Linked DNA regions of Homo sapiens: regions 2, 3, 4 and 5 are each linked to region 1. A link is a loop called in an ENCODE intact Hi-C map of the cell type or tissue named here. Cell type or tissue: heart right ventricle. All regions are shown on one strand. Region 1 overlaps INPP5F (inositol polyphosphate-5-phosphatase F). Region 2 overlaps LOC105378515 (a long non-coding RNA gene). Region 3 overlaps MCMBP (minichromosome maintenance complex binding protein). Region 4 overlaps MCMBP (minichromosome maintenance complex binding protein). Region 5 holds the start of LOC105378513 (a long non-coding RNA gene).

Region 1 (5,000 bases):
AAATAAGTGAAAGAACAAAAACAACTTAATATCATTTATATAAAATCCCCAAAATACAACCCTTAGCAACATCTTTAGGAATACCTATATAATAAAAGCAAAAACGAAAACCAAGGGAATACAAAATTCAAAATAGCAGGTTCCTTTAAGGGGAAGGAAATTGGAAACATTTGGGAAAAGGCACAGAGATGGCTCCAAACACATTGGTCATATTTCATTTCTTTTTTTTTTTTTTTTTTGAGATGGAGTTTTACTCCTGTTGCCCAGGCTGGAGTGCAATGGCGCAATCTCGGCTCACTGCAACCACCATCTCCCAGGTTCAAGCGATTCTCCTGCCTCAGCCTCCCGAATAGCTGGGATTACAGGCATGCGCCACCATGCCCAGATAATTTTGGTATTTTTAGTAGAGACAGGGTTTCTCCATGTTGGTCAGGCCAGTCTCAAACTCCCGACCTCAGATGATCCACCTGCCTCGGCCTCCCAAAGTTCTGGAATTACAGGCATGAGTCACTGCGCCTGGCCCATATTTCATTTCTTAACCTAGGTGGTAGATACATGCGTGTATTTTAAAACAACCTTACCGCACATCTGCGATAAACAGCTTTTTGAATTTGTAAAATATTTCATGATAAAAACACACTTCTAAAAACAACCAAAGAATCTAGCAAAGGAAAATTAGATTTTCCAGATATACGTGCTTATTTCTAATACACAAAAATCAATCTAGCTCCCAAATGCTTAATATTATTTTTAAATAAAAAGGACACACTATAAAGATATATACTCACAATTATACAGAAATAATGGCAAAGCCTCCTATAATTCATAACTCATCAAAATTGATACCAAAGGAAAAATATTTATTTAAATGTAGTGCTTAAAATATTTCATTTAGGCCAGGCATGGTGGCTCATGCCTGTAATCCCAGGACTTTGGGAGCCCAGGGCAGGGGAACTGCTGGAGGCCAGGAGTTTGAGACCAGTCTGGGCAACGTAGCAAGAACCCATCTCTAATTTTAAAAAGCTCCCTGAAGGGTAAGGCACCAAAAAAGAAAAAATAAAATTTCATTTGGCCCCTTTCAGTTAGCCTTTTGGGACCCACCTGTATAATACCTGTTATACTTTCCCACCAACAAAATTCCCTTTAAACTGAGGACACAGGTGCCTGTCATTCCAAGTGAGGGCCTGGTGAGTGACCTGGACTTCCCATCAATCTGCCTGTCCTGGATAGGGATCCCTGACAGGACCACACTGTGTGCTAAGAGACCCATACTCGTCTCTGGCAGAGCTGACTGCATCAGGAACAGTCAGCTGACATAAAGCCAACCAGTCATGGTCTGCCACCTGCCTGCCTCTCCAGCTTTATTCCTACTACTCTCCTTTGAGATCAATGCATTTGCTATATCTTTCCCTCATGGCACCTTCCACAATTCCAAATAATCATACGTTTATTTCCATGATTACTCTTTGATACCTGTCTTTCCTCCTAAACTGTAAGCTCCATAAGAGTAGAAACAGGTCTTCGCTCATTATACACCCACTTTGAGCAGACCCAAAATTAAAACAAAGGAATCAAAGCTATAAGAGAATCTCATGTATCCTCAAAGAGGAAAACACCAAAAAATGCTACAATAAATTTGACAAGTTTAAGGAGTTTATAGAAACATACCTGAATGAAGTTGAATTTTCCCAATAACACCTTCTACCAACCCCAAACAAATGGGATTCCAGGCAAGAAGTAGATCAGTAGCTAAAATAAAATAGGAAGCAGTGATGAGAAAACATTCACCAGAAAATATATTAAAACAGTATCTTTAGCAGTGTATTGAAAAAAAATCAATGTCCCAAAAAAGCAGTATGAATATCCAAATGGAATACATTACCATAAAGCAATTTGTGACAAAGTATTAAATGTGAGGCCTGAATAAGGCTTGGGATACAATAAGGCTTCGGACAGTTAAGGGGAAAGCAGTAACATTCAGAAAACTCTTCCCAGATAGGAAGCAGTACCTTGGCGCCCTACAGTGGAGGAACAGGGCCATTACACTACAAGAGGACAAACGGAGGAGCTGCGTGTGGTCCTACAGCACAGGATCCAAAGACAGGGCCTAAGAAATTGCCACAGAGCTGTCCACTTACTGGATCACACTCTGGAAAATACATTTTCCCGAAGATGCTTATACCAAACAAAGAAATCCGGAAAGCAACTGCTCTTTTATCTGACTTCCAGGACAAATACAATAGGAACTGTTTCCGTTTGAGTGCCTTCTACGTGCCAGGCATCTCAATCAGGGTTCCTCATCTAAACCACAGAACAGTGATTTGTTTTGGGTGACAGTTTTCTCACTTCTTCCATATGAGAAATTAGATGACACAAGCTGGTTCCATTCTAGACACACAAGAGAGAAGCAAATTCATTACATGCAACGGATGCCTAAGGACAGGGTTTATTCTCTTGTGTGGCCCAGATTGCAAAAGGTTATATACGTGGTAATAAACGTAACATTTGTGGTAGTTCGACAGGTGAAGATTATCAAGAATGAAAACAATATTTGTCTTGGCAGAAAATTAAAATTACATTTTCATTATTATCATTTACAATTTATTTTAGTGAAACTTACACTCAATCTGTAACTCACAGAGTAATTATACACTTAATAGTTTAGCCTCCAAATTCATTTGAGTTTTGACTATTGCATCTTGAATGTCTTTGTTATGATACATTCAATGGAAGGCAAAAAAAGTTGACTTGTTTTTGGCTGGACGTGGTGGCTCATGCCTGTAATCCCAGCACTTTGGGAGGCTGGGGAGGGTAGATCGCCTGAGGTCAGGAGTTCGAGACCAGCTGGCCCACATGGTGAAACCTCATCTCTACAAAAATTAGCCAGGCATGGTGGCACGCGCCTGTAGTCCCAGCTACTCAGGAGGCTGAGGCAGGAGAATCACTTGAACCTAGGAGGTGAAGGTTGCAGCGAGCCAAGATCGCACCACGGCACTCCAGCCCAGGCAACAGTGCGATACTGTTTTTATTGCAAGAATTAAAGCAAAATAAGAAATTTATTTTTTAAAGGCTATTATAATACATTATCATTTCTAATCTTGACAACTCTGAGTTAAGTTTAAGGAGTCTCACTTTACAGATGAGGAAACAAATGCTGAGAAAAGTAAAACATGGTCAGGTCATACAATGGATCGGATCAAGGCTGCTACCAAAAACCAGGTCAGCCTGACGCTTAGCCCCTGCTCTAAACCTTTCTGTTACAGTGTCCCCTTCAGAAATTATACGTGGAACTAATCAGTAAGGCAGTGATTTTTAAATAACATGTACTATAAAATCAAAGAAAAAAAATCATCACCTATCCCACCACCCAGAGACAACTTCTTCAGCTACATTTCAGGGCATTTGTTTGTATACATACCAAACTGCAGCGCTAATAAATAAGCATTATTGATGGCAGCCGCAGCCTGTCTGGATGCATCCGGGGAGGCGCGGCCAGGGCTGCGCCCTCCATGGAGCCAGCAGGGCAGAAAACAAGCGGGAGCGCTGCCCCCTACCAAGTTGGCGGGGCTCCTGGCACAGCTGCAGCCAGCAGAGGCTCCAGACCTGGGCATTCCTGTACTCTCAGCTACCCGGGAAGACCCTCTTTCCCCACAGGCTCGGAAGTGCCTGCTCCCACTCCCTGGCCTCTCTCCCTGCTCCCAGCACCTGCTCTGGTGCAGAGCAAGTTGTGGCCGAGCCTGGGGACCGTCACGACCGAGTCGGGTGTGCACAGGCTTGGACACTGCTGTCACACCAGCTCCCTGCCGCCTCAGCCCCCTCTGGACTTCGGGTGCCGATAAGCGTGGGAGAGAGGCCAGCAGGGGTGAGGGCAGCTCCAAGTGGGCCTGCAGGCACCCCTCAGCCCAAACAGCCTGGGCAGTGGAGGGAGACAGACACAGGTTCCTGTCCAGAAAGGGGCAGATCACAGGTAAAACCCCACCTTCAAGCCAGGGACAACCTGAAGCCTGGGGTCTGAGCTGCAGGTTCCGGGTGGAGTCCGTGAGCTGGAGTAAGAACTCAGGGTGCTTTCTCCAGGCCGTCCGTGGCCTCCCATGGACCAATCAGCACACACTTCCTCCATTCTGAGCCCATTAAAAATCCCGGACTCAGCCAGACTCACAGATGTCCAGACCACCAGCTGCGGGAGGGAGCTGCCCCCTTCGGGTCTCCTCATTGGATGACCTGCCTGCAAAAAGGAGCTACCCACTTCAGGTCTCCTGAGAGCTCTTCTGGGGCTCAATGAAGCTGCTCTCTGCCTTGCTCCCCCTCCAGTTGTCCACATACCTTGCATACCTCATTCTTCCTGGACACGGGACCCCTGAATGGTGGGACTGAAAAAGCTGTAACACAAACAGGACCAAAACACGCCCCCTGCTCACCAGGTTGTGGGCAACAAGGAGGAAAGGGCTGCGGCCCTTCGGGAACACCAGACCTAGGGGCTCTCCGAGCCAGGGCTGTGACAGTGGGGCTCTGCAGTTCCTGGCATCTCCAAGCTTCCGGGCATCACTGCATTCCCCAGTACCTGCAGCAGAAACTGCTTGTGGTACACCTGGTCCAGCCACAGCCTTGCACAAAGCCAGTGCCTGTACCGGTGCCTGGAGCTGCCTGCCCTGCCACGGCTGGCACACCTGGCTGTGCATAGTGTCTGGACCGTGCACGCTCGCTCATACACCACTCGCCACTCCGCACCTGGCTTGCCATTGGCAGGCATGGGATCCGGGCTGGTAGTGCAAGCCCAGCACAGCTTGCCGAGCCAAGACAGTGGAAAAAGCCCAGTGGACCCGAGGAAAACTCAGGCAAAATCGCCACTGGCCACAGAAGTGTCCAGGTGGAAAAGCAACACCCTAAGGATCCCATGACATTATAGTTTTTTAAGTAATTTTTTCTAACATTTCTAACATAGTTTTTCTAAAATTTCATGAGTATTTTCTTCTTTAAAATATTCTTCAAGATTATAACTT
Region 2 (5,000 bases), 590 kb before region 1:
GGAAGACTTTTGATTCTACAGTGAGATTGTTAGTAAATTTCAAATCCCATCTCAGAAGAAAGGTGGGGATACCTGTGGCGACATCAGCATTTTCTGGAAATTTAAAGCAAATACATCGTCTTTCCTGCAGGCAACTCCATTTCTCTGACTTAGCTGTGCTTCTGTGTTCTGCCTGGAGTAGAGGTGGCCAAAGACTCTGGGCCTATGTCACTAGAAAGTGCCCCTAGAAACTTCTAGGTGGATGTGTGCTCAGCAAGGTCATCCTCAGCAATAGGGAGAGGAAGCCAGCCCATCTGATGCTTACACACTGCACAGAAACCTGTAAACTCCGAGAACCATGTCTGGAGTGCCCAAGCTGAAACTTGGAACCTAAGTCAGTGTCTCCCAAAGGATAATGAGAGAACCACCTGGAGATGCTTGATAAAAATACAGCTTCCTCCACCCATCAATGCTCTACTGACAATCTTCAAGGTTAAACCTCTGCAAAGTTATGAAGACTCTGGGCAATTCTGATGTATCCTAACTTTTAAGAATTACAGGTACTTTTTAATTGAAGTCTGATTTACATGCAATAAAGTGTACAGATCTTCAGTCTTCTATTCAATAATTTTTGACGATATAATCATCAAAAACGATTTTGACGATATAATCATCAAAAACGATTTTGACGATAAATCAAAAACCGACCTGTGGAATCACCACCCAAGACAAGATATAGAACATTTCCATCACCCCAGAAAATTATCTCTTGCCTTTTTCAACTCCCAGCCCCAGAAGCCATGACTTCAGAGTTTTTACCATTATAGAGAAGTTTGCTCAGAACTGTTGCTTTTTGAAACATCAAAGCTAACAATGTAAAAAGAAGTCAGTTATTTGAGAACTCTAAGTAAGCCATTTCAGTTTGACAGGAGGAAACGATTTCAGTAGTCCATTTGAGGAGACTGTTCCATTTTTCTGGGAAAACCAGCCAAATGGGCTCTTTAGCGATACAAACACAGAGCCTTCTGAATTGGTGATGTGATTGGAGATGATTCTGAGGAGCTGGCACTGCCTTGAATGGGAGAATGTTAAAGCTTTCTGTGTCACAGGCAGGGCTGCAGATCTTAAGTGTTGTAAAAAGAAACATGTGTCAAGGCCAGCAGAGGAGGTGCCATGGCATTTGTCCCCACAGAGCCCTTTGGACAGGGTGCAGCCCAGGGTGATGGGGCGAGAGGCCAAAAGTAAATGGGATTGTTTCCATGAGAGACCTTGAACCCAGCACCCCAGAAAGGGTGACTTTTATGAATGGTGCTTTTCCCCCATCATGCTTTCTAACTAAGGTATGCACATACACATAGGGAAGTCTTTGATATTTCTATCTTCATTTTCTGCCTGGCCATCTCATTGAATGAATTGTCTTATTAGTTCCATTCCAATTAATTCACTGGGATTTTCTAGATACATATCTTCTGAAAATAAGGACATTTTTATTTTTTTCTTTTCAATTATTATAGGATTTTGTATTGCTTTGTTTTCAGTTTTCTGCCTTATCATTTTTGCCATTATGTAGTTAAAGTTCTCTAGAATGAAGATATTGGTGTTGAATTTTTGACCAGCCTAAAAAGGATAGAGTTGGGTCTAGAACAGCTATAAGTCGGTGTAAACAGCAAAGAGGCCACGTCAGTAGCTTAGATGTGCTGTAATAATGGCTGGTGGTCATTTTAAATCAACCCAAAGATCCCTTATAACTTATTATTTATTTTAAAAGAGGAGAAAAGAAGGAAATTCAGCATGTGTCTCAGTTCATGACAGATTTTTGACTAAAGATTCAAGGCACATTAGCAAATAGCTTTATTTTCTACTGTATATCCAGTGTGATCCTTAATCTACCAGCAAGCAAAACATGTTTAATGGTTCATACTTGATTTTGATTATTCTAATTTGCAAAGCAACCTTTCTTTCCCTTTGGGATATCACATGCATGGAAAGAGAGCGAATTGCTTAATTTAACCACCTCAAGTCAGTTCATGGCACACAAGCATCAGGAGTTCACAAACAGCCCCATTTTCATGTTTACCATTTTGAAATGTTATGTACTGCCCTCCCCTTCACTCAGTCCCTAATCCCATTATCATTCCACTGTATGTGCACACGCCAACGAATTTAACATGTAGCTGCCCTGTACGGCTTTATTTACATAGAGAGGCATCCCTAACAATACTTTATTCACGTGGGTTAGTTTTTCTTCACAAATAGGACTGTACTATTTGACTTTTGATTTTTTTTCATTCAGTATTACATACTTGAGATTTACCAGTGTTAGGATATATAGAGTATTGAAGTTAATAAGAACACCTGGTGACCTACCACCTGTCAGATTGCCAGTATCAGATAATCCCCAAGGTGTCCCACCTGTCCCCAACATCCTTCCCCATAATAGGTAACCAGTATCACAAACTCTTATTGTCTTACCTTTCCTTACTTTATTTATTCTTTGCCTTTATCATATATGTCATATACTCATAAATAACATATCATTTAGTTGTGCATGCTTTTAAACTTTACATAAATGGAATTATACATATTCTTCTACAACACAATGCATGTGAGATTCATTCCAGTAGATGCTTGTAGCTGTTGTGTATTCATTTTCATAACTATGAACCATTATTTGTCCATTCCCCATCCTCAGACATTTGGGTTATTTCCACGTTTTTGTTATATAAACAAAGCTGGCATGAATGTTCTTAAGCATATGTGCGGGAGCATCCTGATGTCACAAAGGGGAATTGCTGAGTCTCAAGCACACACATCTTCAACTTCACTAGAGGATGCCAAATTATTGTCCAAAGAGCTTGGAGCAATTTGCACTCCCACCAGCAGAGGGCAGGTTTTCCAGTAGCTTCAACCTTCTCCAAGACTTGGTATCATCAGACTTAAACTTGTGCCAGTGTTGTACCTGCAAAATGTGGCTTTAATTCGAACTTCCTTGACAACCAATGAACTTGCCCATGTTTTTGTACGTGTATTGAACATTTGGCAAAGTGACTATTCAAGGCTTTTGTCTTTTTTTTTCTGTTGAGGCTTTTTGTCCTTTGCTTAATTAGTGAATAAATGATTTTTTAACTGCTGTGTGACATTCTATTTTAGGCATTTACCACATTTATCAATTCTTATCATTGGCCATTTGGTTTATTTCCAGCCCTTTGTTATTACAAACAGTGCTGTGATAAATATCCTTGTACAAGTCTCTGTGCATATAAGAAATTTTCTTTGAAGTGAAACTGCTGGGTCTTAGAGGATGTGCATATTCAGTTTCCCCTGAAGGCTGACAAATTGCTCTCCAAAATAGCAGCACCAATTTACTATCCTAGAAATTGATGAAGTTTTCCATTCATTCTCCCACACATTTGCCAGCACTTGATAGCATCCACAAAGCAATGTTAGATATACACTGTCTCATTTAGTCTGTAAATAACCCTGGAAGGGAGAAAATTAAAAAGAATCAACATTTTTTTCTAGCACTCTACAATTTGCAAAGCACTTACATTTGCATGCTCTACTTCATTTTGTGCTCAAATCCTGCCACTCACTCTCTTGCAAGTTACATTCAATCAAAACCCAATGCTCATTACCCTTGATCACTATACATTGTGTATATGAAAACATCACTATGTACCCCATAAATATGCACACTTATGCGTCAATTTGAAATGTTAACAAAAAAATGAAACAAAATAGCCAGGGGTGGTAGTATGCACTTGTAGTGCCAGCTACTGCAGAGGCTGAGGCAGGAGGATTGCTTGAGCTGAGGAGTTCAAGTCCTGCCTGGGCAACAAAGAACTGGATGAGGCCAGAGATTATTCTCTGCTGTTAGGGTCCTCAAGAGGGAGGACCTGGCTCTGTCATCCCCTCCCAGGAGATTCTGCCTCCTCCCAAACCTCAGAAAGTAGGGAATTCCTCAAACATAGAAAAGAGTTTAGCCAAAGATGATGATAAGTTGTCTAGCACATAGGTTGTAAATAGCAGGTCACTTAAGGTAAAGTGCTTCTGTCTTTTCCCTTAGATACAACTTTTCCCCTTCTTATTTTCCTCAGCCAATGTCTGGTGCGGGGTTTGGGATAAAGCTTGAGCCACAATATTATAATCACTCAACCATTCCTATCAACGGAGACTCCCTTCCTAAACTGCTTATTTTCCCAGAGCTTTGTGACAGTGTTCCTTATGTTGGCAATGTGTCATCTTAATGATCTCATTCTAACAGTAATGAGTTATGACTTGATTCCCCGGCAAGGCAGATGGCATCACTTTTCAATCCCAAGTGAATCAGTGGTGTTGTAATGAATACCAACTTCATCAATAACATTAGAAAATAAAAAATGGTATTCTCTAGTCACTGTCATCTCTTCCCATAATCTTTACATTTTCATCATTTTGACTCACATTTTCTAGATTTCACTTCCTTTTCACTTATACGATGTCCATGCATGTCTGCCTCAATTATAACTTCCAGATTCCTACATTACTAACAATTGTTGAGGCCTATGTTGGGCCTTACTCACATAACAAACCTATCATTTATAACTGAGGCTATCTGGGCTCAGAAACATAAAGCAATTTGGTCAAGGTCACATGGATGGAGCCAGTATTTTAACCCTGGGCTTCGAACTTAAAATTCAGTGCTTTTTCTTTTCTTTTCTTTTCTTTTCTTTTTTTTTTCTTCCGAGACAGAGTCTCACTCTGTCACTAGGCTTGAGTGCAGTAGTATGATCTCTGCTCACTGCAACCTCCGCCTCATGGGTTCAAGCAATTCTTCTGCCTCAGCCTCCCGAGTAGCTGGGATTACAGGTGCACACCACCACATCCAGCTATTTTTTGTATTTTTAGTAGAGACAGGATTTCACTGTGTTGGCCAGGCTGGTCTCGAACTCCTGACCTCGTGATTCACCTGCCTTGGCCTCCCGAAGTGCTGGGACTACAGGCATGAGCCACCATGCCCGGCCATCTAGTGCTTTTTCTAC
Region 3 (5,000 bases), 110 kb before region 1:
GGCCCGTGCCTGTGGTCCCAGCTACGCAGGAGACTGAGGCCAGAGGATCACTTGAGCCCAGGAAATTAAGGTTGCAGTGAGCCAGGATCACACCACTGTACTCCATCCTGGGTGACAAAGCAACACAACACCCTGCCTGAAAAAAGAAAATTGCATTTATATACATTCAAGTAACTTAGAAATAACTTGCTGCTCCCCAGTCACTGCTTGATGTAGCTTTACTATTTGTTATGTGGTATTCTCACGTCTTTTACACAATTGCAGGCAGAATAGTTGGTGTGGCAGTCGTGGCTGTGTAATAGTCTTTTCTTTAAACATCCATTTTGAATACAAGCGAAAATACCCACTTATCTTTTACCCAATTCACTGTATCTAGTAGAGCAGCGATTCTTAAACTTCAATGTGCATTATAGTCAGTCACATAGAGGGCTTTTTAAAATATGAATTGCTAGGCCCCACCCCTAAGAGTTTCTGATTCTGTGGTTCGGGGTTGGGCTGAATAATTTGCATTTCTAACAAGTACTCAGATGATGCTAATGATGCTGGTCAGGGAACCAACTTTGAGGACTAGTTTGTTAGTGGATTTAACGCCTACACATTAGTATCACCTGAGGAGTCCCCCATCCCTACTTCTTTTTCACAACTGGCCCTTGTCCAGTTAAGTAAACGTGTTTGGAAGTCCTGCTCAAACATGGTGTTAGGATTTTATGGTCCTTTTCAACAGATGCAGCTCCATAACAAGTGTAGACTTTTTATTTTTTACTCCAAATCTTCATAACACTTGTGTGATGAATATAAACAGCAGGATTGGCCAGCTGTGTGGTTTGGTGGTTTTAGTTCACATAAATCTGTATTCCGTCAATAGCTCACTTTTTGGTCTTGGCCAGTTCCCATAAGTGCCTGCTGTAGATGGCTTGTTAATTGTAAGGAGTAAATAGTAACTACACAGTAGAGTAATTGGCTGTCACTTTGGGTGATCAAAATTAACATCACCAATGAAGGGAAGATGGACATCATGTCTTTTCAGACATCTGGAAGGATAAACATCACTTATACAGTAGTTTGACAACATTGTTTAAACAGCAGTTCGGTTATACTTGATTGGAATCTGATCATAAGGGAACCAACAGATCCAGATTGAGAAGCATTCAATTTTTAAAAAAGGACCTTATTCTTCTTAAATAGCAATGTCATGAAATATAAAGTTTGCAGAACTATTCCATATGAAAGGAGATTAAAGAGATCTGATAGCTAAATGCAAAAGTGATCCTAAGCTGGGTCCTGTAACTGAACGGAAAAAAGTGCTATAGAGGGGATAGTATTGGGTCATATGATAAATAGGAATATAGATGGTAGATTAAATAAAAAGTATTGTGCCAATTTTGAATTTCCTGAGGTTGATAACAGTACTATGGTTAGTACTGTTCCTTAGGAGACACGCTGAAATATTTGTAGGCAAAAATACCTGATACTGCAACTTAAATGAGTCAGAAAAAATATGAGATGGAGCAAATGGGGCAAAGCATACAGGTGTTCTTTCCAACTTTTTTGAATCTGGAATTATTCCCAAATGAAGTTATAAACAAAAAAACTTAGGCTCTTTATTTCAGGATAGTTGTAAAGATAAAAAAACTACATAAAAATGTATTGAAAGAACAGAATGCTTTACAAGCAGTGCTTCATATGCTGCTGAATCTAGGTGGCCTTGTAGCACATTCTGTAGGTGTCCCCAGCTACACTGTGGGTGCTAGAGAGCCTGCAGGAGGTCAGCATCCTCCTGATTTGTAACTGCCCCTTCCCCTGCTCAGTACAGCTTCTTGAATGTGTCTTGTGCAGTACTTCAGACACACTGAAGCATAAAATACACCCTATCTAAAAATTCATTCTATCATAGTAGCTAATTTTAGTTTGTTTTTTGCTGACTAAACTATTGTGTGACTCACCTGATCATAGTCTTTTATTATATATTGCATGTACATTAGCTTTGAAAAGTATATTTCTCTTTCAGCCCAAAATGGAGTTAATCCTGACTGGGAGAAGAAAGTAATTGAGTATTTTAAGGAAAAGCTGAAGGAAAATAATGCTCCTAAGTGGGTAAGCTTATTGCTATTTTCGAGGGAGAGGGTTGGACAGACTATACAGTTTCTCTTAGTAGAGTAACTAAGTAACCCACATGTAATTTAAAAATATGTAAATTAATGTACTTCTGCTTCAAGTACATTTGTATTAAAAGATTTTGGTCTTTTGCTAATTAAGTTTAAGCATGTAAATACTTATACATTATGCCTCTAGGTGGCAGTAACTGACTGTTACTTCCTGAGACAAATCTTTAGTTGCAAGAGTGTCAGTTACCTTTGTTTTATTACCTTCATTTTAAAAGAATTGGCATGTGCTAGTTTTAAGAGAAGAGCTCAACAAAGTAAATGCCTTTTTGATCATTGAAAAGTGTTCTGAATGAAAAGCATTTTTTAGCATTCTTTTACATTGTGGTCAAATGTTATCTAAAACTTGAAAGAAATGGAAGAGAACTTGGGTTCCAGCAATTATATTGACCATTGAGATCATTTGGCTCTCTGATGTGGCATGGGTGTGTGTGTGTGTGTGTGTGTGTGTGTGTAACAGTTTGAGTCTGGATATAAAGTTTGTGTATATATGCTTAATGTTGTATAGACAGGATATTTAGTTGACTGACTTGATTATTTTCCTTTAAGGTACCATCACTGAACGAAGTTCCCCTTCATTATTTGAAACCTAATAGTTTTGTGAAATTTCGTTGCATGATTCAGGATATGTTTGACCCTGAGTTTTACATGGGAGTTTATGAAACGGTTAACCAAAACACAAAAGCACATGTAAGTATTGCTGTTTTCATGAATTTGTGGTATTAATTTTGTCCTTTTACTGTTGGTGGTAGTTTTGGTTCAGATATATTGATATAATTCTGTTTTTCTATGTTTGGGGTCATAGGTTCTTCATTTTGGAAAATATAGAGATGTAGCAGAGTGTGGGGTATGTATCTTTAATATATATGAAACATTTTTAGTAAGAATTTTTTCCTAAACAGAGAATTTGTTTAGCTAATCTTAAATTTATTTATCTTGTGTATAAGTTACAAGAAATCATGTGAAATGTTTTCCTTATTTGGTTTTATTTAGGAGTTTGATGTGACTTTTTTTTAATCCTCTAAAGATCTTTTGAAGGGGAAATACTGTTAATGCCAAAATTAATTCCTCTCTCCAATATCTGTATATAATATATGTAAAACAAAGAACCCTAGGTTGCAAAATTAAATCCTTTTTAATTCCTTCAAAGACAAAGCCAATGGTAATCTCACTGTTTCTTTCATAGAAAGCTGTCAGAATCAGCCTATAATACAGAAATTTAATGAAATATTCATTCCTAGGTAGCTCGGAGATGAGATTCAAAAGTCATATATTATTCCCTAGGAAAGGCATGTTCTCTTTCAGATATACTTAGAAAACTCTAAGAAGTGGAAAGGACCCAGGAGACATCAAATTTGAGCCTAATACATACAAGCAAGGATTTTTTTGTTTGCCTTTCTTTCTAGGCCTAAGGTACCTTTCTCCTAGAATGAGTCTTTTATTTATGACTCTTGAGCAACATGTGTACCAACTCTCTGTTAGCCTTTGGTAGTGTCACACATGGACAGCCTCATCTATTTTATTGACCCATTTCCAGATGCTGGGATTACCGAGTTACATTAATACACAGCTTTTTATGGTATACAGTAATGTAATATATTAGCCTAATGTGTTAGGACTCCTTAAACAAGGGATACTGTAATCATTAATACAGTTGATCCATTAGGCTTGGCACAGTGTTTATTTTATGGAAACACTCTAAAAGAAAAACAGACCTGAAGTTCATCATGTGTAAGGTTACACAAATCTATCTTTCAAATGAGTTCATTACTCTAAATAATTGTCAGAAGTTACATTTTTGTTTAATATAATCTTTGCAGTAACCTTCCAAATTAGGGCAATTTTTCTGTCCAGATCTGCCTACTGAACTAGAATATTTAATGAGCAACAACTTCTGTTGTGAATTAACGGACTGATATTGGGGTTTGATAAATCAGTTTCCTAAGGTTTGGATAAGCCAAGAGTTAGACTCTAAGAATATAAAAAGGCCTAGATAACATCATAAAAGTAAGGTTCTAGATCCACAAAGCAGAGAACTAGACCCAGATTATAAGTCACTCCAGAGGTCCCATTTTTCTGGATTTGAGGGAGGAAGTGTTTGATGACAGTATTTGAAGTGATTTTATATCCATTTTCTTTTAAAAAGTAATAGTTTGGAATTAGTTACTTGTTAATTAATCTGTAAAATATTTGCTGTGGTGTTATAATGTGAAAATGTGGTTGCTAATTTTAAAATAAATTTTGGGTTTTTTAAAGTAAATTTTTAAAAACACTTTTTATGTATATCACAGCCTCAACAAGAACTTGATTTAAACTCTCCACGAAATACCACTTTGGAAAGACAGACTTTCTATTGTGTTCCGGTGCCTGGGGAATCTACGTGGGTAAAAGAAATATCCTTTATCTGAACTTTCTTACTGTGTTGATGGTTTCTAAAAACTTAGCCTTTAATTATTCTTCCTTTGCAAAGCTTGGCTTTATTTTAATAAAGTGTGTTTCATTTGTTCTAATTGAGAAAACCCATAAAACGGGCTAAGTATTTGTCACTGAGTAATGCTAAAATAACAGTACATTCCTATAGTGAAATACTGTTAAAATGATTGAAGTAATTTTTTTTTTTTTTTTTTTTTTTTGAGATAGGGACTCACTGTCACCCAGGCTGGAGTGCAGTGGCACAAACATGGCTCATTGCTGCTTCAACCTCCTGGGCTCAAGCAGTCCTCTTGCCTCAGCCTCCCAAGTAGCTGGGACCACAAGCGTGTGCCACCATCCCTGGCGAATTTTTTGATTTCTTGTAGGAACAGGGTTCACTTTGTTGCCCAAGCTGGTCTTGAACTC
Region 4 (5,000 bases), 94 kb before region 1:
TGAGTTCATACTGTATTTCTGATTCCAGTTCAGCACCACAGGTGTCGTTCTGCTTGTTCTCCTTTCTGTATTAGTGTAACTCTCTTAAACTTGATTCCCATTTTTCACAATCTTATCATTTGCACATTTTTACAACATAGAGAAGGGAATTTCAGAATTGTTAACTCATACCTTTACAAAACATAAACCTAAATAACTAGAGTTCAATCTGAAACAGTCCTCAGCCTTTGTCTTTCATGGTCTTGCCACTTTTTTTTTTTCCTTAAACAACAGAAATATATGTCTTCCAGTAGTTCTGGAGGCTGGGAAGTCCAAAATCAAGTTCCCAGCAGATCTGGTTTCTAGTGAGGGCCCGCTTCCTGGTTTACAGATGGCTGTCTTCTCACGTGGTAGAGAGCAGACAGCCTTGATGCTTTTGAAGAGTGTAAGCCAGTTACCAGTTACTTGTTTCCTCATGGTTAGACTCAATGTTTTGCATTTTTGGCAGGAATATTACAGAATTGATGTATCCTCAGTATGTTACAGCAGGAGGCATGCGATGTCAGTTTGTCCCTTTACTGGTGAGGTTAATTTTCATTAGTTGGTTAAGGTGGTGACTTCCAGATGTCTCTTCTGTAAAGTTACATTTCTCACTTTGTAATTGACAAGTAACTTGGAGGAAGGTACTTGGGGACATAAATATCCAGTTTCTCATTAAACTTTCACCAATTTATTTTAGCATTCATTGATGATTCTTGCTTGAATCAGTTATTACTTTGTTGGCAATTTTCTAACGCAGTACATTTATTTATTGGCATTCTACTATAAAAGATACCTCTTCCATTTGTTTATTCAAGTAATGTATTTACTTATATTTAGTATAGACTAATAGATTCTGATTTTATTCAATGTTAATATCATTATTTTATTTCGAGACCCAAATTTTCCCAGATTTGGCTAGTGGGAGCCACTTTAAGCAGGTGCCGGGTCCTTTTTTTGAGATGATGTTATCATTTTTTAACATTTATTTTCTGGCATATTAAGCTGTTGCAGCTTCATCGTATGCTTTGAAGATCTGAGTCCTAGATGTGCTCGTTGGTACTGGATTAGATTTGCATCTAGGCCCTTAAAGTAGACAGAGCTAGGATACATGCAGCATATGGATACATATATACGCACCCACATTTAAATGCACACATACACACTCACATGCATGTTTTGTGTATTTCTAATGTCTGTGAAAAACCATGGGTTCATATTTCTGATTCCAGTTCAGCACAGCAGGAGTCACATGTTCTAGTTGTTCTCCTTTCTATATTTATGACTTCTTTTTCTAACAAATTTGATTCCCATTATTCACAATCTGTTGTTTCCCCATTTCTACCATATACAGAAGGGAATTTCAGAATTGGTAACCCATACCACTACAAAACAGAAACCTAGTAATTAGAGTTCAATACATTTCCAGTTCATTTTTATTTTAGAATGCAGCTGTGTAGTCAGAGCTATGTTCCACTTACTCAGGTAACTTTTCTTCCCCTTCAGTGTGATTTCATTATTTATTTTACTTAGAAAGATTCTCAGAGGTGTCATTCTCGGCTATCCCCATTCCTGCTGTCTGTTCCCACCCAGCCTCCTTAGGGAACCACAGTTTCTGGTTTATCCTTCCTGTATTTATTTTTTTACAAAAATATGAAGATACGTATACATTTTATTTCTACCTTTTTCTTCTATAAAAGGTAACATGGTATATATACTCTTACACTTTTTAATTTTTTTTATTAACAACATATCTTGGAAATCTAGACCTTCCTCATTCATTTTTGTTTTGTTTTGAGATTGCCAAAAGCAAGGGCTGATGTCCCTCATCTACACCAGAGTCCTCTTGTTGAATACCGGACATTAATCATCTTAGTTTCTGTGTAGGATGAACTTAACATTTTTCACAGTTAAAAAAAAATGGTACAAAACAAAAATTTTAAACAACTTTAAATAAGCTTAACCGTCCCTTAATAATAGTATATGAGATTGTTCATCTTGGCAATTTCTGATTGTGATGACTTTCCTGCTTTAGTTACTTCACTATTGATGTAGTTTAGTTTAGAGGTTGTATTAGGGGTCTCTAAAGGGTCAGAACTGATAGGATAGATGAATATATGAAGGGGAGTTTATTAGGAGAATGACTCACATGATCACAAGGTAAAATCCCACAATAGGCTGGGGAGCAAGGAAGCCAGCCTGAGTCCCAAAATCTCAAAAGTAGGGAAGCCACCAGTGTAGGCTTCAGTCCGTGGCTGAAGGCCTAAGAGCTCCTGGTGAACCACTGGTGTAGGTCCAAGAGTCCAAAAGCTGAAGAACTTGGAGTCTGATGTTTGAGGGCAGGAAGCATCCAGCATGAGAGAAAGGTGGAGGCGGAAGACTCAGCCAGTCTGCTCTTTACATGCCTGCCTTTATGCTGGCAGCTGATTAGATGCTGCCCACCCAGACTGAGGGTGGGTCTGCCTCTCCCAGCCCGCTGACTCAAATGTTAATCTCCTTTGGCAACACCCTCACAGACACATCCAGGAACAATAATTTTCATCCTTCAATCCAGTCAGATTGACAAAGTATTAACCATCACAGAGGTTAAGAGCACAGACAGGCAGGCAGCCTGGGTTGGAGTCCTGACTTGGCCACTTACTAGCTATGTCACCTTGGGCTTGGTTTCCTCATTGTAAATAAGGGTAGATGTGAGGTTTTGGTGAATTTGTACGTGTAAGGCATTGAACGTTGTCTGTCACATGGTACGTACTATGGAAAAGGTTATTATGCTTGTATTAAAAAATACAGGAGTATGAATTTATTACTTCAGTGTCTATAGATTCTATAAAGTCAAGATCTAAAAGATTAGCTATTTGTTTTGGTCGTCTCACAAATCTATCATCTGCAGATTTATTTAGCAAGTCTGAAAAATTCATACTTTCATTGCTTGTCTACTCAGTCTTCGAGGGATCATGTAAGAATTAAATTTAGGAAAAACAATTAGCAAGATAAGAGATGAATGGATTCTCCACACGCTGAATAATAGATACCAGATGGCTTTTGAGAAAAAGACCCCAGTTTTTGAGATCTGCTGTCAAGTATTCGATGTCCCGGCCAATAGTTCAAGGAGTACCTGTGTTTTGAAATAGCCTTATGAGTGACATCCTACATTCCATTTATTGAAGTGCTGAATAACAAATATTATTGTTTCTGGCCAGGCATGGTGGCTCACGCCTGTAATCCCAGCACTTTGAGAGGCCAAGGCAGGCAGATCACTTGAGGTCAGGAGTTCGAGACCAGCCTGGCCAACATAGTGAAACCCTGTCTCTACTAAAAATACAAAAATTAGCCAGGCATGGTGGTGTGCACCTGTAATCTCAGCTACTCAGGAGGCTGAGGCATGAGAATCGCTTGAACCCAGGAGGCAGAGGTTGCAATGAGCCAAGATCGCATCACTGCACTCCAGCCTGGGCAACACAGTGAGACTCCATCCAAAAAAAAAATAAAAATAAAAATACCGTTCTTGAAAAATTGAATAAATGCATTATTTCATGATATGTCTTAACAAGCCTGAAGTCTGTGTGATGTAACACTTTAGAATGAGAGGCCACTTTCTGTTCTTTAAGGAGATGTACAGGTGGAAATATTCTTGGCTTTAACTCTAATTTTGTTTTCCAAGATGCACATTATTTTTGCATCTGTGCAATTGATGTCTCTCTAAATTGAAACTTTATCACCTCTCCACAGGGATGCCTCTGCACTGCTGGATCCGATGGAGTGCACAGACACAGCAGAGGAGCAGAGAGTACACAGTCCTCCTGCTTCATTAGTGCCGAGAATTCATGTGATCTTAGCCCAGAAGTTGCAACACATCAACCCATTATTGCCTGCCTGCCTTAACAAAGAGGAGAGCAAAACCTGTAAGTGTAAGTGTTACAGCCTAGTCAACTATCGACTGTTAGCCTCAGTGTGTCCAGAGCTGCCTGTAACGTGCTCATAGTGGAATTGAGAGTCAGGTCTTCATTCCTCACAATAAGTGTTTTCAGTAATCTCTCTCTCGTTGCCCCATTTTTCTCTTACATTAATTCTCTTCACTGAAATGAGGACAAAAGAGTATACAAGGCTGGGTGCAGTGGCTCACGCCTGTAATCTTAGCACTTTAGGAGGCCAAGGTGGGTGGATCACCTGAGGTCAGGAGTTCGAGACTAGCCTGGCCAATATAGTGAAACCCTGGCTCTACTAAAAATACAAAATTAGCCAGGTGTGGTGGCGTGTGCCTGTAATCCCAGCTACTCGGGAGGCTGAGGCAGGAGAACTGGAGGCAGAGGTTGCGGTGAGCTGAGATGGCACCATTGCACTCCAGGCTAGGCAAAAAGAGCAAAACTTGGTCTCAAAAAAAAAAAAAAGGAGGATGCAAACTGCCTTATTTTTAAGATTAGCATCACTTACTGACGGATATGTTAAGCTTTACCTACTGTCGACTGAATTGTGCTTTGCTCACGTAGTTATTTTTTTACCTAAGACACTTGAGAGGAACTGGAGTGTGTGTCCTGACTCAGGTCTTCCTTTCTCCTTCAGTTGTTTCAAGTTTCATGTCCGAATTGTCTCCAGTCAGAGCAGAACTTCTTGGGTTCCTTACTCATGCCCTTCTGGGGGATAGTTTGGCTGCTGAATACCTTATATTACATCTCATCTCCACAGTGTAAGTGCTGTATCCTGGTGGGAATTAGGGGAGTTTGGTGTGTGTGGAAGTGGAAGAGCGGGAAGATTGCTGGTGTCATTTGTGTGTTTTCCTTATTGGGCTTCATCACATGGTTTTTATCTGTCCAGTGTTAACTGTTATACCAAATCACAGACAAATTCCTTTTCTCACAGTTCACATTTAGCATTTTGATTATGTCCCCTTAAATTTTAGAGCCAAAATCAGATAAAGCAGTGGTCCCCAACCTTTTAGGCACCAAGGACCCATTTCATGGAAGACCATTTTTCCATGGACCGGA
Region 5 (5,000 bases), 69 kb before region 1:
GACGGAGGGAGGCAGAGATGAAGGGAGGGAGAGAGAGAGAGGAGGGAGAAAGACAGAAAGAGAAACAAACTATGTATTTGGGAACAATACAGCTGTTAAATCTGATATCCAAAATCGAGAATGAAAAATCCATATGATATATGCCAACAGGCATCTGGGCAAATGACTAAAAAACAATAGTTTACACAAAGCCAAAAATAAATTGAATATTTACTTAGTAAATACAAATTAGAACAATTCTGGTAAGGTGTGAGGAAACAGGTGCTTGTATTTTGCTACTAGCACTGTTCATTGAGAGTCTTTCTGGAGATCAATCTGACAACAAACCACAAAAGTCATAATTCATCATACCCTTGTAACCAAAGAAGTGCGCAGGCACATGCACACACACACACACACACACACGTTATTGCATAAAGACAACTGCATCATTGGTAGTAACAAAAAATTGTAAGTAATTTAATACCTAACAGTGAGGAAAAACTTCACTATAGTAATGCAAACAATGATACGTGGTCATTAGTGATAAAAACGTATGGAATACATCAAAACCTGGGAAATATATAGGAAATAACACCAAATGCCAAAAGAATACACTATAACATAAACATACTAATTTAACTGTAAAATCTTGCTTTCAAACCGATAAAGATAAAAGGAAGTTAGAATGACGTAACAGTTATATAAGGTAAAGGGGTTCAATGAAGTTTCATAAAATACATAACAAAACCATATTCTCACATTTTTTTGTTACGAATTCTAAAAAGAAAATTTACTCAAGTTTAAAAAACAAAATCAAAACCTTTAAATCAATAAGCAACTTACTAGGCCACGTAGTAGGCAGAGTTAGAAAGCAGTAACAGCACATCCACGTCTCTGTGAGTAGCATCAATGAGGCTAAACAAATATGACACAGGAGATTAAGTATTTTCATTTCCATCTGCATTTTTTGCCAAGCATATTTCTACAGCAGAGCTACTTAGGACAAAAAATTGGCCAGGGGGAGGGAAAAGAAGAAGGTAATCAATGAGTTCTACTGCAGTTAGATGTAATACAATCTATCCATTTGGACAGTCTTTAAAAAACAAGGAAAAGCAGATGTGGGAAGTGAGGGATGGAGCGTAGAGAAAGGCAGCCAAAGGAGGAAGGAGTCCCTCAGGAAATGGGATAATTTGAGGTGGGGGACTGGTGGTATTGGAGGATGATAGAGAAGCAGTTAAGGGAAGAAGAAAGAAATACGTGAGAGTGAGAAGGGAGAAATCATCTAAACTATCTCACATTATCTAATCTTCAAAATAACACACTATACATTCAGGATATCTTTACATTCATGTGGAAGGCATCTTTTGAAAGACTTTTACATTAATACAGTATTTATGTGCAAAAATGGAACAAGTCCAAGCTACTTTTGCATTTTTGTCATTATAGATTATTTGGCTTTCAATAAACAAACACTTCCTTATTCCATTTTGCCATATTTATACCCATTCTAAAATCAATGATGAAAACAAGAATTAGAATCCAGGTAGTGTTCATGAACCATGAAACCAAAACTACAGTAAAATGTACATCCTTGTAAAATTACCAATAAGAAAATTCTTAAAGTATAAAATCTACAAATAATTAACAACACAGGCAGAATCTGAATTAAGGTGAAACTTTTAGTCTAATATTAATCTAACAATAATAGCCTTTCCAGCAAAAGAGAGATGTTTCTGCATTCTTATGCTGGTCTCCAAATTCCACTGTAAGAAAGCCGACATTTCTCCCTTGGGATTTCATACCTATTCCCTAGACCTTATCAAAATGCTACTAATAACAAGCAGAAAATAATAGTGGAAAAAAAATTTATTAAATCTGCGTAAGAATGAGGTCATTGTTTAACAGGTACTGCAGGGAAGGATTTACCATAATCTTAAACTGCAGTTTTTTACATCAGAGACACCTCGTTGTAGCTTGAGTCCAACAGTCTTAATCTAAAACAACAAATTCACCTCAATTTGCACGTACAATAATATATCAAAAAATACAGCAAATGACATAATGAGATGCCAAGACCGGGAACACACAGATCGATTCTAGGAGCCAAAATCTGAGCATTAACCAATTAACCAATGGGAAAAGGAGACCGATCCAGACAGCTTCATAGAGAATAATACCAAATAACACTGTAAAATGTTAAGTTTTACGCGTTGATACTTACGTGCACTCTGAAAATTGTTGCTTGAGCCAAGCCATAAAAATTACGTCATGACACATTTTAATATGAAATAAATTCTACTACTAATTACAGTGTTACTTTCATCCTAGCTCCTATTTTGGCATTAATATTTACATCAGCCAAACATGATCCCCAGTCAAAAACATTATGTCCTTAACAAAAAGCACTTGGCACGTAACAGGCAGTCGGAAAATGTCAACCCTCCCCCCACCCCCAATTTTACTGAAGTCTTAGCTGCAGTAAATATTTAATTCCCTCCCCACCCACCCTTCCCCTTTAAAAAAAAAAAAAAAAAAAAAAAAAGCACGTTCAATACGAACAAGAAACAAGACAAAAACCCTTTAGGTATTTCCCCACCCCCCACGTCTGCAGCTCTGAAGAAGCTGCTCTATTCGTTTTTGTTTTCCCGCCACTGGGGCAAGCCCTCCTTCCACACTATGAAGACGAAAATTGCCAGCACCACATGAAGCCCGACCACTGCAACAATGGTCGCATAAAAGCCGCTGTCTTCAGGGGACATCAACATCAGACTTTGGAAAAGAAGTAATTTGCAGGAAAAATATAACCCCACAGGAACTTTAACCATAAGCCCTGCAAAAAGGAGAAAAATCTTGAAAGTCATAGCCACAACGCCCTCAGACTTGGGCTCGGCTGCTGCGGCAGTGGCAGCCCGCTGCGCGGTAGGCGGAGGCCTGTGAGAGCGCGGCATCGTCAGTCAGTCCGTCCGTCTGTCCGTCCGTCGATGCCTCGAGGCTCAAACAGCTGCCTGCACCCAACCTCGCGCCTGCAGCGAATGCGGCGAATGCGGCAACTGCGACGCGGCAGTGCCAAGTCACGCCCAGGGGACACGTCTAGCTTCCGGACGCCCACTTCCGTCCTCGGCTGGCGGCCAGTGCGCATGCGCGCTCCATCCTGCGCATCCTACGCCTACCAACGAGGGCACAGACCCCGGCCCGGCGGGGGAGGGGCGCCAGGGTGGCCACTCCCGCGAGAGTTCGCTGGCGCCTTCGCCTTCGTCAGGGACAGTGCCTGCGGCTGGAGGGGGGCGCTGGCGGGCCGGGCGAGGGTACTGCACCGAGCGTCTGGCCCCTAGGCCATCGCATGCCTAAGAGACAGTGGCTGCCGCGTGCCTGGCCACTCCATTACCACTGCTGGACCGGGCAGGCGACCTGAGCGCACGGAAGCAAGTCGAAGCAAGTTGGGAACACCACTTGGCTTAGCGGAGAGGCGAGGCGGGCCCTGCAGGTCCGTGGTTTCCTCTCCAGTCTCAGAGCCTCTTTCCCGCTGTCGATAGAGTCGGGGGTTTCCTGCGATAACGGGCGGGAAAGGACAAGAAAGGCAGAGAGGTCGGCCCTGGCCACGATGGAGTCTGTCTAAGGTAGCCCGGACAGAGCTGCGCTCAGCCTTGCATGGGAGAAGGGCCAGGACAGGCACGGGCGTGCTGGACAGTTCCCGGTTTCTAGTTCTCTGTATCCGGCGACCAATGCCCTAGGCCGCGACCCCGCAGCCAGGCCTACTTCCCTGCTGGGACTGCGCATTTCCAGAATGCTTGCCTGTTTTTCCACCAGATATTTAAACGCAGCTGGGACTGCAGTGAGGTGAGTGAGGTACTGGTCTCTGGTACAGATTTTAAAGGGTGTCATTAATTTTGTCAACAAGACAATTGGTGCAATATTTTTTAAAATCAAAATTAATGCAAAAATATGATAAATATGATGGACAAAGCATCAAACATTTAAGATAGAATACATCCCTGTAGTTGCATAATCGTACCTCACTCACTTGACCCTAATCCCAACCCTGTTCCCAACAAAACTTTATTTACAAATCAACAACCCAATTAAAAACTTGGCAAAGCGTTTGAATACATGTTTTTCCAACTAAGACACAGAAATAGCCAACAAGTACAAAAAAAAAATCCTTAACATCGTTTGTCATCAGGGAAATGCAAATCAAAACCACAATGAGATACCACTTCACACTAAGTAGGATGACTGCATTTAGAAAAAAAGGAAAATAAGTGTTGGCAAAGATTGGAGATATTGGAACCCTCCAAACTGGAATGTACTGAAATACATTGCTGGTGGAAACGTAAAACGGCGTGGCCACTGTAGAAAATAGTTTGGCAGTTTCTCAAAAGTTAAACAGGATTATCAGATAATCTGGCCATTTCCACCCAAAAGAACTATTTAATAGAGACAGGTGTTCAAATGAAAACCTGTACACAAATGTTCATAGCAGCACTACTTACAATGGTTAAAATGTGGAAATAACCCAAATGCCCATCAAGAGAAGAATGAACAAAATGTGGTCTATAATGAAATACTATTCAGCTACAAAAAGGAATGAAGTTCTGACACATGCCACAACATGGATTAACCTGGAAAACATTATGCTAACTGAAAGCAGCCAGTCACAAAAGGCCACGTATTATATTATTCCACTTGAATGAAATGTCTAGAATACGCAAATGCAGAGACGAAGTAGATTAGTGGTTGCTTAGGGATGGTAGTGTGGAGGGTAAGGAAGTGACAGCTAAAAAGTACGGGGCTTCTCTTTGTGGTGATGAAAATGTCCTAAAATTGACCATGGTGATGGCTGCACAACTCTGAATATACTACAAACCACTGAATTATATATTTTAAATAGGTGAATTATATGGTATATGAATTATATGTCTCAATAAAACTGTTTAAACACACACACATATTCCAGGAGTGGATGGTTCAGGCAGGCAGTGAGAGCAAGTCCCCAAGTCTGGGAGCTGAGCCTTCCGCTG

The links. Peaks named below come from ENCODE experiments on the same cell type or tissue, not always from the same donor. Only the 100,000 strongest peaks of a DNase experiment are listed, where the experiment ranks them.
Region 2: it touches region 1 in a loop (10-fold over the local background); 17 of 110 quality-filtered maps call a loop at or near these places.
Region 3: a loop joins it to region 1, with 15 times the contacts of the local background. A loop is called at or near these places in 91 of 110 quality-filtered maps.
Region 4: it touches region 1 in a loop (2.4-fold over the local background); 71 of 110 quality-filtered maps call a loop at or near these places.
Region 5: a loop joins it to region 1, with 2.0 times the contacts of the local background. A loop is called at or near these places in 19 of 110 quality-filtered maps.

The regions. Positions count from the first base shown.
Region 1 is chr10:119,747,825-119,752,824 of GRCh38, reverse strand. It overlaps INPP5F (inositol polyphosphate-5-phosphatase F), which reads right to left. Exons shown (of 20, transcript NM_014937.4): 2 at 1,669-1,749. Among named protein-coding and RNA genes, the nearest start is that of INPP5F, 24 kb to the right of the region's middle. RefSeq lists a silencer at 4,474-4,768. In heart right ventricle, a CTCF peak has its summit at 2,019; a DNase peak (open chromatin) is centred at 2,044; H3K27ac peaks cover 448 bases.
Region 2 is chr10:120,334,980-120,339,979 of GRCh38, reverse strand. LOC105378515 (a long non-coding RNA gene) reads right to left here. Exons shown (of 8, transcript XR_001747606.1): 8 at 2,443-3,459. Among named protein-coding and RNA genes, the nearest start is that of PLPP4, 120 kb to the left of the region's middle. In heart right ventricle, a CTCF peak has its summit at 2,846 (motif pointing right); a DNase peak (open chromatin) is centred at 2,845.
Region 3 is chr10:119,856,893-119,861,892 of GRCh38, reverse strand. It overlaps MCMBP (minichromosome maintenance complex binding protein), which reads left to right. Exons shown (of 16, transcript NM_001256378.2): 2 at 2,009-2,094; 3 at 2,712-2,852; 4 at 2,968-3,009; 5 at 4,454-4,555. Among named protein-coding and RNA genes, the nearest start is that of MCMBP, 13 kb to the left of the region's middle. RefSeq lists an enhancer at 3,932-4,101. In heart right ventricle, CTCF peaks have their summits at 2,279 (motif pointing right) and 2,283 (motif pointing right); no DNase peak of the experiment used is centred here.
Region 4 is chr10:119,842,174-119,847,173 of GRCh38, reverse strand. It overlaps MCMBP (minichromosome maintenance complex binding protein), which reads left to right. Exons shown (of 16, transcript NM_001256378.2): 9 at 3,748-3,920; 10 at 4,579-4,702. Among named protein-coding and RNA genes, the nearest start is that of MCMBP, 28 kb to the left of the region's middle. In heart right ventricle, no CTCF peak of the experiment used is centred here; no DNase peak of the experiment used is centred here.
Region 5 is chr10:119,816,743-119,821,742 of GRCh38, reverse strand. It overlaps INPP5F (inositol polyphosphate-5-phosphatase F), which reads right to left. Exons shown (of 20, transcript NM_014937.4): 16 at 826-897. It overlaps LOC105378513 (a long non-coding RNA gene), which reads left to right and starts at 3,486. Exons shown (of 3, transcript XR_946359.3): 1 at 3,486-3,819. In heart right ventricle, no CTCF peak of the experiment used is centred here; DNase peaks (open chromatin) are centred at 3,112 and 3,653; H3K4me3 peaks cover 972 bases.